Regions from separate parts of the Homo sapiens genome. Here all the other regions are linked to region 1. A link is a contact called in ENCODE Hi-C or POLR2A ChIA-PET data. All regions are on one chromosome and are shown on one strand. The core of a region is the stretch at or near the end of the contact, and the rest is flanking DNA. Distances in the headings are between cores, read along the strand shown. Region 1 holds the start of PRKCSH (PRKCSH beta subunit of glucosidase II). Region 2 holds the start of ZNF823 (zinc finger protein 823). Region 3 overlaps SMARCA4 (SWI/SNF related BAF chromatin remodeling complex subunit ATPase 4).

The links. Hi-C counts contacts between places; a loop is a spot of excess contacts on that map. ChIA-PET counts read pairs that join two places held with the same protein, here RNA polymerase II (POLR2A). Pooled maps may share reads with other maps.
Region 2: a loop to region 1 is called in a map of CD4-positive, alpha-beta T cell, with 6 times the contacts of the local background. The contact joins the promoter of ZNF823 here to the promoter of PRKCSH in region 1. A Hi-C loop is called at or near these places in 3 of 168 maps with a recorded cell type or tissue (CD4-positive, alpha-beta T cell and naive thymus-derived CD4-positive, alpha-beta T cell), 3 of 37 single-sample maps with no recorded cell type and 13 of 50 pooled maps.
Region 3: a pooled map shows a loop between it and region 1 (2.7-fold over the local background). The contact joins the enhancer-like site here to the promoter of PRKCSH in region 1. A Hi-C loop is called at or near these places in 1 of 50 pooled maps. POLR2A ChIA-PET finds 5 or more read pairs at or near these places in 2 of 52 experiments (WTC11 and activated T-cell).

What each region holds. Positions count from the first base shown.
Region 1 is chr19:11,434,181-11,437,116 of GRCh38, forward strand. PRKCSH (PRKCSH beta subunit of glucosidase II) reads left to right here and starts at 1,455. Exons shown (of 18, transcript NM_001289104.2): 1 at 1,455-1,526; 2 at 1,861-2,016; 3 at 2,209-2,325. The coding sequence starts at 1,938. It overlaps ODAD3 (outer dynein arm docking complex subunit 3), which reads right to left and starts at 941. Exons shown (of 13, transcript NM_145045.5): 1 at 593-941. The coding sequence starts at 836. RefSeq lists enhancers at 1,060-1,559, 1,133-1,542, 1,793-2,012.
Region 2 is chr19:11,737,208-11,740,355 of GRCh38, forward strand. ZNF823 (zinc finger protein 823) reads right to left here and starts at 1,739. Exons shown (of 4, transcript NM_001080493.4): 1 at 1,610-1,739. The coding sequence starts at 1,612. RefSeq lists enhancers at 1,113-1,242, 1,633-1,712 and silencers at 1,313-1,462, 1,723-1,917.
Region 3 is chr19:10,978,819-10,981,680 of GRCh38, forward strand. The region is part of intron 1 of SMARCA4 (SWI/SNF related BAF chromatin remodeling complex subunit ATPase 4); the gene reads left to right. Among named protein-coding and RNA genes, the nearest start is that of SMARCA4, 19 kb to the left of the region's middle. Within about 2 kb of position 1,258, at least 4 of the 41 ENCODE cell types and tissues checked have a DNase peak (open chromatin) inside an H3K27ac peak, as active enhancers do.

The DNA.
Region 1 (2,936 bases), core at 205-2,704:
CCAGCCTAGGCGACAGAGCAAGACCCTGTCTCAAAAAACAAAAAACAAAACAAAAAAAAACGCGGGTGCAGTGGCTCACGCCTGTAATCCCAGCAGTTTGGGAGGCCGAGGCGGGCTCACGCCTGTAATCCCAGCAGTTTGGGAGGTCAAGAGATTGAGACCACCCTGGCCAATATGGTGAAATCCCTCTGTACTAAAAATACAAAAATTAGTTAGGCGTGGTGGCGTGTGCCTGTAGTCCCAGCTACTCAAGAGGCTGAGGCAGGAGAATCGCTTGAACCCGGGAGGCGGAGGTTGCAGTGAGCCGAAATCGTTCCACTGCACTCCCACCTGGCAACAGAGTGAGATTCTGCCAAAAAAAAAAAAAAAAATAGAGAAAATAAATTACAAGAAAGTATGAAGTACAGTTCAGTCGGTTCTGAACCCATGAGAAGTTTTAAGAGACAGAGAAGGAAAAACATGAACTAAGTATGAGTTTTTGCCCAGAAACGGTTTACCTAGACTCATGCTGGAGAAATACCTTTGTCACACCATGAAGATTGGATGGGCACTGTTGACCCCTGACCCTCTGTACCCTCTGGAGCCATCTTACCTAACAGTTGTATCTTTTTATGTAACTCAGCCACCTGAGAGTGCACAGAGGGCTTCCCTGCACCTCTGTGGAAGGATCCTCCCTTGGAACGGCCTGGGGTCCACGCCTGGGCTGTGCCCTTGCCTCGGAGGTGGCTGGGTTTGCCCGAAGCCTCCCTGCCCTTGACCCTGGAAGAGGGCGTCGAAGCCTGGTCCTGAGGAGGCAGGGCGTTGGCGGAGGCCGCCCTGCACAGAGGAGATGTCATGATGGGGTTGGGGCTGAAGGCCCCTAGGGGTTAGGGGGATAACTAGGAGTCAGTCGCCCCTGTCAGGGATCCGTCAGCTCGGATTCCTAGGGCTCTGAAAAATGCACTTTCCGACCGCTAGGTGGTTGCGCTCCGCATCTCTCGGTTGCCAGGTAACCGCCTCCCCGTCTCTCTCCACTGTTTCCATGGAGATCACCCGCGTTCCGTGGCTGACACTGCGTTCTCATTGGCTGAGGCTGCATAGAGGGGCGGTCCCAACAGTGGGCGGGGTAGAGCCGCGCCGCAGGACGGAGGGTCTGGACACTTTGGGGTCACGTGCTCATTCCGTTTCCCTACCTCCCCCAACCTTATCCCGCCCCTGGGGGTTCGCGGGCATTTTTCAGGAACTTTCTTTCCGGCTTGAGAAGCCGCCACTCCCAAGATGGAGGTACGCTGCGCCGCCATTAAGAGCTAGCCCTCAGAACTATCCTCTCTAAGGTTTCACAGTCCTGCCCAAGATGGCCGTCTCGGCTCTGGCACCGCCCCCACTCCTGCCTCTCCCAACATGGCGACCCTGAGTCTCCGTTCCCGGTGCGGAACGTACGACCGGAAGTGACGGGGTCCAGAAATTTCCGCTTTCTTTCTGCAGCAGGAACCGCGGCTGCTGGACAAGAGGGGTGCGGTGGATACTGACCTTTGCTCCGGCCTCGTGTAGGTGTGAACGAGCGGGTGGGAGGGCACCTCAGTTTCTTACAGGGGGCAACCGGAGGGTGCATGTGTGGGTGTGGACGGCGGAGGCTGTTAATCCCTTTGGTCTGTTGGCGGGAATTGGGTCACAATTGGGCACAGGGAGCGGAGGTTTTGAGATCTTGAGATCCTCGCCATTGATTTGAGCAAAGTGAGACTGGCCAGGATTGGGGAGATCGCTGCCCCTCGCCCCCATATCGGAAACAAAGTGAGGCCTCATTGCCTGGAAGCGATGGAGGAATCCAATTGGCTGGAAGTAGCCCTCTCCCACTGACCGGGATCCGCTTTCTTCCTGCAGCGTGAAGACACAGCGCATCTCCCCGCTGTAGGCTTCCTCCCACAGAACCCGTTTCGGGCCTCAGAGCGTCTGGTGAGATGCTGTTGCCGCTGCTGCTGCTGCTACCCATGTGCTGGGCCGTGGAGGTCAAGAGGCCCCGGGGCGTCTCCCTCACCAGTGAGTCCTCCTGTTCACCCTCCCGCCAGGCTGGAGGTGGGAGGGGCCAACATTGGGCCTTAGGGATAGGCATTTACAGCCTTTTGACTCAGTTTCCCGGTAGTGCTCCGCTGGTGGGGATGGGAGGACAGAGGTGGTATTTGGTGGAGAAGGCGCTTACCTGCCCTGGGCTGAGCTTCCTGTACCCCGCAGATCATCACTTCTACGATGAGTCCAAGCCTTTCACCTGCCTGGACGGTTCGGCCACCATCCCATTTGATCAGGTCAACGATGACTATTGCGACTGCAAAGATGGCTCTGACGAGCCAGGTGAGCCTTTTCTCTGTTCATCCATCAGATGTTTATTGAACACTGCTCAGTGCCAGGCCCTGTCTGTGTGACCAAGATACTACCTCTGCTGGCTCCCCTTTGAGTGGGCAGAAACAAGCTCAGAAGTCAGTGGTCAGTGTTATGGCCCCGGGCAGCTGGAGGAGCCCAGAGTCGTCCTCCTCCCAAGCCTCGGGGTCAGAGAAGGCTCCTCCAAGGAGGTGAGGTTTCAGTTGAATCCCGAAGGTGCTGCAGATGGAGGGGTCAACACGGGCAAACCCCTAGAAGTGGGAGACAGGGTGGGGCCAAGAGCAATCCAGCAGGAGACAGAGGTGAAGGGAGACCCTGGCTTTTTGTTTTTGTGTGTTTTGAAGAGACAGGGTCTTGCTTTGTTGCTGAGGCTGGAGTACAGTGGCATGATCGTAGCTCACTGCAGCCTGGAACTCTTGGGCTCAAGTCATCCTCCTGCCTTGGCCTCCCAAAGTGCTGGGGTTACAGGTGTGAGCCACCGTGCCTGGATGAGACCGTGTCTTTGGTTTTGTTTTTGTTTTGAGACGGAGTCTTGCTCTGTTTCCCAGGCTGGAGTGCAGTGGCGCCATCTCGGCTCACTGCAA
Region 2 (3,148 bases), core at 489-2,988, 300 kb after region 1:
TCGGGTATCTCTGTGTAGACAAGATAAAGGACAGCCACACATGCACTATTTTTTTTTTCTTTTTCTTTTTTCTGAGACGGAGTTTCACTCTTGTTGCCCAGGCTGGAGTGCAATGGCGTGATCTTGGCTCACCGCAACCTCCGCCTACCGGGTTCAAGCAATTCTCCTCCCTCAGCCTCCCAAGTAGCTGGGATTACAGGCATGAGCCACCACCCCGGCTAATTTTGTATTTTTAGTAGAGACGGAGTTCCTCCATGTTGGTCAGGCTGGTCTCGAACTCCCGACCTCAGGTGATCCGCCAGCCTTAGCCTCCCAAAGTGCTGGGATTACAGGCGTGAGCCACCGCGCCCGGCTTTTTTTTTTTTTTTTTTTTTTTCACACTGGAGTCAAGTGGTTATTCTTTGCTTCCTCACATGTGAAATGTTCACAAACACAAAAACACATCTTTTAAAAAGAGCCATACATTGCTATGTGAAAAGAAAGTGACAATTAAAATAATGCCTCTGTTTGAAATATTGCCTGAGGGACAAAGAGTTCATAAAGTTGCTGGGAATTGATGAGAGACAGTTAGCCTGGGGAAGGCTCTGAAAACCAAGAGATTTGCTGCCAGCCCTAGGAGGAGTTAGGATGAGGGGATAGGGTGGTGGATTTGAGACCCTGCTGCCCACATCTTTGGAAGACTCGGAGGGAAACCGGTCACCTTTGGGAAGAAAGAAGGGACTGGGGAACCCACAGATCACAGCTTCTCTTCCAAAGCACAAAGCCCACACACACGAGTCTGGATTCTGCCTGGTGACCCTCCGTTGTCACCGTGCAGCGTCCTCACCGGGTTCACAGGAACTGCGAGCCAGGCTGGAGGCGAGATTGCAGTTAGATATTAACCAGGTGCCCTCAGCCCCGCTGCCTCACGGGGCCGCCTCCCTGAGAGTCAGGTCACAGCAGACGCTGACCGCCGGCTTCCTCATCGTGCCCGGGGATAAGATCTCTTGAGAGTTGCTCACGGGTCGCCTCAGTTCTTTCTCGGATCCTGAATTGCAGCGGAAAGGCTGGCGCCAACCAGGCTGAAGACCCCACAAGGGAACCCACTCAGCAGAATGCGGTTTCTTCACCTCCAGTCCCAGGAGTCACCTCTCACTTCTCCACCAACCAGCGACCCCACACTCCAGCCGTCCCTGTCCACACCTCTAAACACCCCATCCCCAAACCTCTCAGGGAGGCGGATCTGGGGTGTCCTCCCCTCTCCCCCATTAAACTGTTTCTGCTGCAGCCTTCGGCGTCTCGGTGCAGTGACTCGGGCCGTGAACCTGTGCCGGTTACAACTGCACAATCTGGGGAGACGCGGAGCTGCGGGCGCGGAGCTGCCCAGAGAGGGCGCCGGGGCCGGGGCCGCAGCGGCCGAGCAGGGACGGGACAGGACGCCCGGGGTCCCGGCTGCCGCCCCAGCCCCATCTTGCGGCCCAGGGGACCAAGGGCAGAGCTGCGCCAGGGGCACTGGGATTTGCAGACCCCGGAGTCGCCCAGGGCGAGGCCCGGGTCCCCTCACGGTCGGTTCCGGCCGGTTCCAACCTGCCCCTTCTTTGCCTCGGGACGCCGGGCCCCGCACACTCACCATTTCCCAGCTTCCAGGTGTCCGGGTGTCCTCCTTAAAAGCCAGTGTGGGTCCCAGCGCGACAGACGCTGATACAGACCTTCCAGGGCGTCTCTCTCTCAGCGCCAGAGCCAGGACTCAGAGCGCAGGGGCGTGGAGAAGACTCCGCGGGCTCTTTGAACGTCGCACCCTCCTCCCTGCAGCGTGCCTGATTGACAGTTCTCACAATCCCCGCCCCCTCATCCCTGATTGGATAGTGCTCCAGGTCCCGCCCCTTGGTGGCTGATTGACAGAAGAAGCGATCTCACAGTGCTGAGTGGAGCCGGATGAACAGGTTCCAGGCACGACCCTTGGCAAGGCGGGCTTCCTCCCAACGGAGTGACCTGACCCCTCCCGAAGTGACGTTTGCATTTTAGAATTTCCTGATTGTATTCAGTGGGTTCTTCCTGCTTTTTCCTCCTGGACAGGGACTCACAAGTGTGTGCAGGGAATTCCAGGCTCCCTGTCCAGTGGAGCCATTCCCGGACCTCGGAGCAGGAGGGGAGCCCGGGGCACACAGGCCACCCTGCAGCAGGAGGGAGGGCCTGATGTCCTCCAGGGATCAGGAATTTGGGATGAGGCTGTTGGCGACGTTGCCAAGCCTTTCCCTCACCTTATCTCTCAATCTACTCATTTTCAGCCCAGAAGATAAAAACAGGACAACAAAATAAAATAGTTGAGTATGTGGAAAAACTGGAATTATATGGCAGCAATATTTCATAAAGAATCAAAAGAGAAGAAAAGCAAAAACTTGAACAAGCTCAGAGAAGCAGCCTACTGCACTCACAGTTCACAAGCAGACCCCCTTTCAGGAGGTCAAACATATCCCCAAGCTGGGAAGCCAGGCAATGATTCCTAAAATGGAGCTCCGGGGTGGATCAGAAGCTGGTGATAAGGGAGGGACAATTAAGAATTTTACTCTGAGGTCTCAAAATACCTGTCCCCTCTGCACAGCGTGGAAATGCTCCCTCCTTATGCCATTAAATGTTAATGAATTAAACGCTCCAATCAAAAGCCAAGACATCACACTTTGAATTTGAAAACATTAGCCTTTCTCCATATGTTTATGAAGTAAAAATACTAGACTTAAAAGCGTTATGGCCGGGCGCGGTGGCTCACGCCTGTAATCCCAGCACTTTGGGAGGCTGAGGCGGGTGGATCACCTGAGGTCGGGAGTTTGAGACCAGCCTGACAAACATGATGAAACCCCGTTTCTACTAAAAACGCAAAATTAGCCGGGTGTGGTGGCACGCTCCTGTAATCCCGGCTCCTCAGGAAGCTGAGGCAGGAGTATCGCTTGAACCCGGCAGGCAGAGGTTGCAGTGAGCCGACATCACACCACTGCACTCCAGCCTGGGCAACAGAGCGAGGAAAAAAAAAAACTCCATCTCAAAAAAAAAAAAAAAAAAGCGTTATGAACTAGAAGCTGGTAGCCATGGCTAAATAGAAAGGAGCTGAACATGAGATGTCAATAGATGAAATGAAATCTTCAATCAACTTCTAGAAACTATAGCATTTTCT
Region 3 (2,862 bases), core at 8-2,507, 460 kb before region 1:
CGTGCCTGTAATCCCAGCTACTCGGGAAGCTGAGGCACGATAATCGCTTGAACCTAGGAGGCGGAGGTTGCAGTGAGCCGAGATCACGCCACTGCACTCCAGCTTGGGTGATGGAGCAAGACTCTGTCTCTAAATAAATAAATAAATAGATAGATAGATATCTCAATAGCCAGTAAGCATACAGAAAGGTGCTCCGTGCCATTAGTTGTGAGGGACATGCAAATGAAGACCATAAGAAGATGCGATTGGACATTGGCAACATTGTTAAAAGTTGTAAGGACTGACAGCAGCAAGTGTTGGGGTTGATGAAGAGCACCTGGAATGCTGTCCCTGTGTGGGAGGTGGGACCGTGTGTGTAGATGATACAACTATTTTGGAAAACTAGCAAAGCTAAGTTTATGCCTCCCTTTATAACCACCAGTTTCATTCTTGGACACCCAAGAAGAACCAATGCATGTGTTCACCAAATGACTCTCATAGCAGCTTGATTTGTGCTGGCCAGAACCTGGTAGAGTACAATGTCTATGAAAATGAGAATGCTCACATAAAAAGAACGGATGACTCTCCCAGACATGGTGACCCTGTGTGATTGTCTTTTTTTTTTTTTTTTGAGACAGGGTCTTTCTCTGTTGCCCACGATCATGGCTCACTGCAGCCTTGACCTCCTGGGCTCAAACAGTTCTCCCTACTCAGCCTCCTGAGTATAAGCTAATTTAAAAAAAAAAACTTGTAGAGACAGGGTCTTGCTATGTTGCCTAGGCTGGTCTTGAATTCCTGGACTCAAGCGATCCTTCTGCCTTGGCCTCCCAAAGTGCTGGGATTATAGGTATGACCCACTGCCCCCAACATTATATTATTTATATGTTACATATATTATATGTTATAAGTATATATTGTATATTATATAATATATGTATTATAGACGTGACCCACCACACCCGTCATTTTATTGGAAGTTCAATAACAGGTGAAAGGAAGCCACAGTGATAGTCAAAATAGTGGTTTCCCTGGGAGAGTGGTATTGACTGGGGGGGCCCAAGAATGCCTTCTGGAACGTCAGGAGGGATGTCTGACGCAGTGTTCTTCAAGCTGTTCACCTATGATCCTGCGATCAGGGCATGTACAAGTCAGTGAGAGTAAGCAGAATCACACGCTGCTCCCCTCAGTACTGAGCTGAGGACGTGGAGTCGCTCCACGGCTCTCCACTTTGTGCTGCAAGTCGGCCAGTGCTTGTTCAAGTGCAGGCACCAGCAACCTCATCACAGGCTTTGGCACTGGGCGATACTGCTGGGGATGGCTTTGCATCACTCCCGGGCTGTTGGGATCCCCTTTACTGTCACTCTGCACGTGTCTGAGCTTTCAATCCGGAAATGAATTTGCGGATGCTGGTGGCACCCGCGTTCCTGTTTCACTGCAGCCTGACTCTAGAGGCAGCATTTTCAGGAGGAGAGGCCATTCTAACAAGCCTCTGTGAAACCCCGTGCTTCTAAAAAGCAGACTTGCCTTATTCGGGCACAAAATGGTTTTTTGGGGCAGCATCTTCAGTGTACTCTGTTTTTCCGTTGACAAAGTTAGCGCTGCTTTGAGTTGGAGCCGTTCCTGGAGGCTGTGACGGCATCGCATGATTTGATGGAAGGGAGAGGGGAGAAGTTCTAATGCTCAGTGTAAAGTACGATTAGGTGGCATACGCCTGTAGTCCCAGCTACTCGGGAGGCTGAGGCATGAGAATCGCTTGAACCCCGGGGACGGAGGTTGCAGTGAGCAGAGATCATGTCACTGCACTCCAGCCTGGGCGACAGAGTGAGACTCTGTCTCAAAAAAAAAAAAATGTACAATGAGGAGAGCTATAATTTCAGTCACTTCCCAGTGTATGCTCGTTGGCTTGTCCACCTTCAGAGAGGGAAAAGATGGTTTGCCCTCAATGACCTGGATCTTTTTCTCTTTTTCCTCTGAGACAGCGTCTCGCCCTTTTGCCCAGGCTAGAGTGCAGTGGTGCGGTCATGGTTCACTGCAGCCTCAACCTCCTGGACTCAGGTAACCCTCCCACCTCAGCCTCCCAAGTAGCTGGGGCTACAGGCATGTGTCACCAAGCATGGCTAATTTTTGTATTTTTTGTAGAGATGAGGTTTTGCCATGTTGCCCAGGCTGATCTTGAATTTCTGGGTTCAGGCCATCCCCCTGCCTTGGCCTCCCAAAGTGCTGGGATTACAGGCGTGCTGGATTGTATTTTGCTGTCAGTTTCAGTTTATTTGACTTAGAATAAAGACCTTCAAGTGAGGAAGAAGCTATAGGTCCCTGAATATCACAGGATCTATGAAGTATGTGGCAGTCCTGCTGTCCCTTTTCCTACCTCATTGCAACACTCTGTGGACCTGAGAAGACTGTGGGGACAGAAGGCCCAGAGGGGAGCGCCAAGGAGCCAGTGCCTCCCCCTGCCCTGGCCGTGCCCACGTTGCTGGGCTTCCCACCTATGGAGGTAGCTGCAGGCGCATCCTCCCTGCAGACATACCCATGGACCAGAGGCTTCAGGCTCCAAAATCAGCATCTTAGTAACATAAACGCAAGGTTCAGACTGTTGTCACATGGCAGAGGCCAGGGCGGCATCTCATAATCAGACAGATCCTGTTTCTGTAGCAGAATGTGCGAATATCCACACGGAGCAGAATCAGGTCAGATTTTGCCTCCAGATGAATTTCCTTGCAGTAACACATTTAGGTTTGTTTATGTCAGGGGCCATCTTTTCAGGATTGGCTGGAGTGCCAGCCACTGGTTCCTCCCCTGCTGAGTTTCCTGGTCCTCTCTCCTGCTGTTAGCCATGAAAGTGGAATGAGGTCATTTTGAGCCTTTCATCTCTTGTCTAAG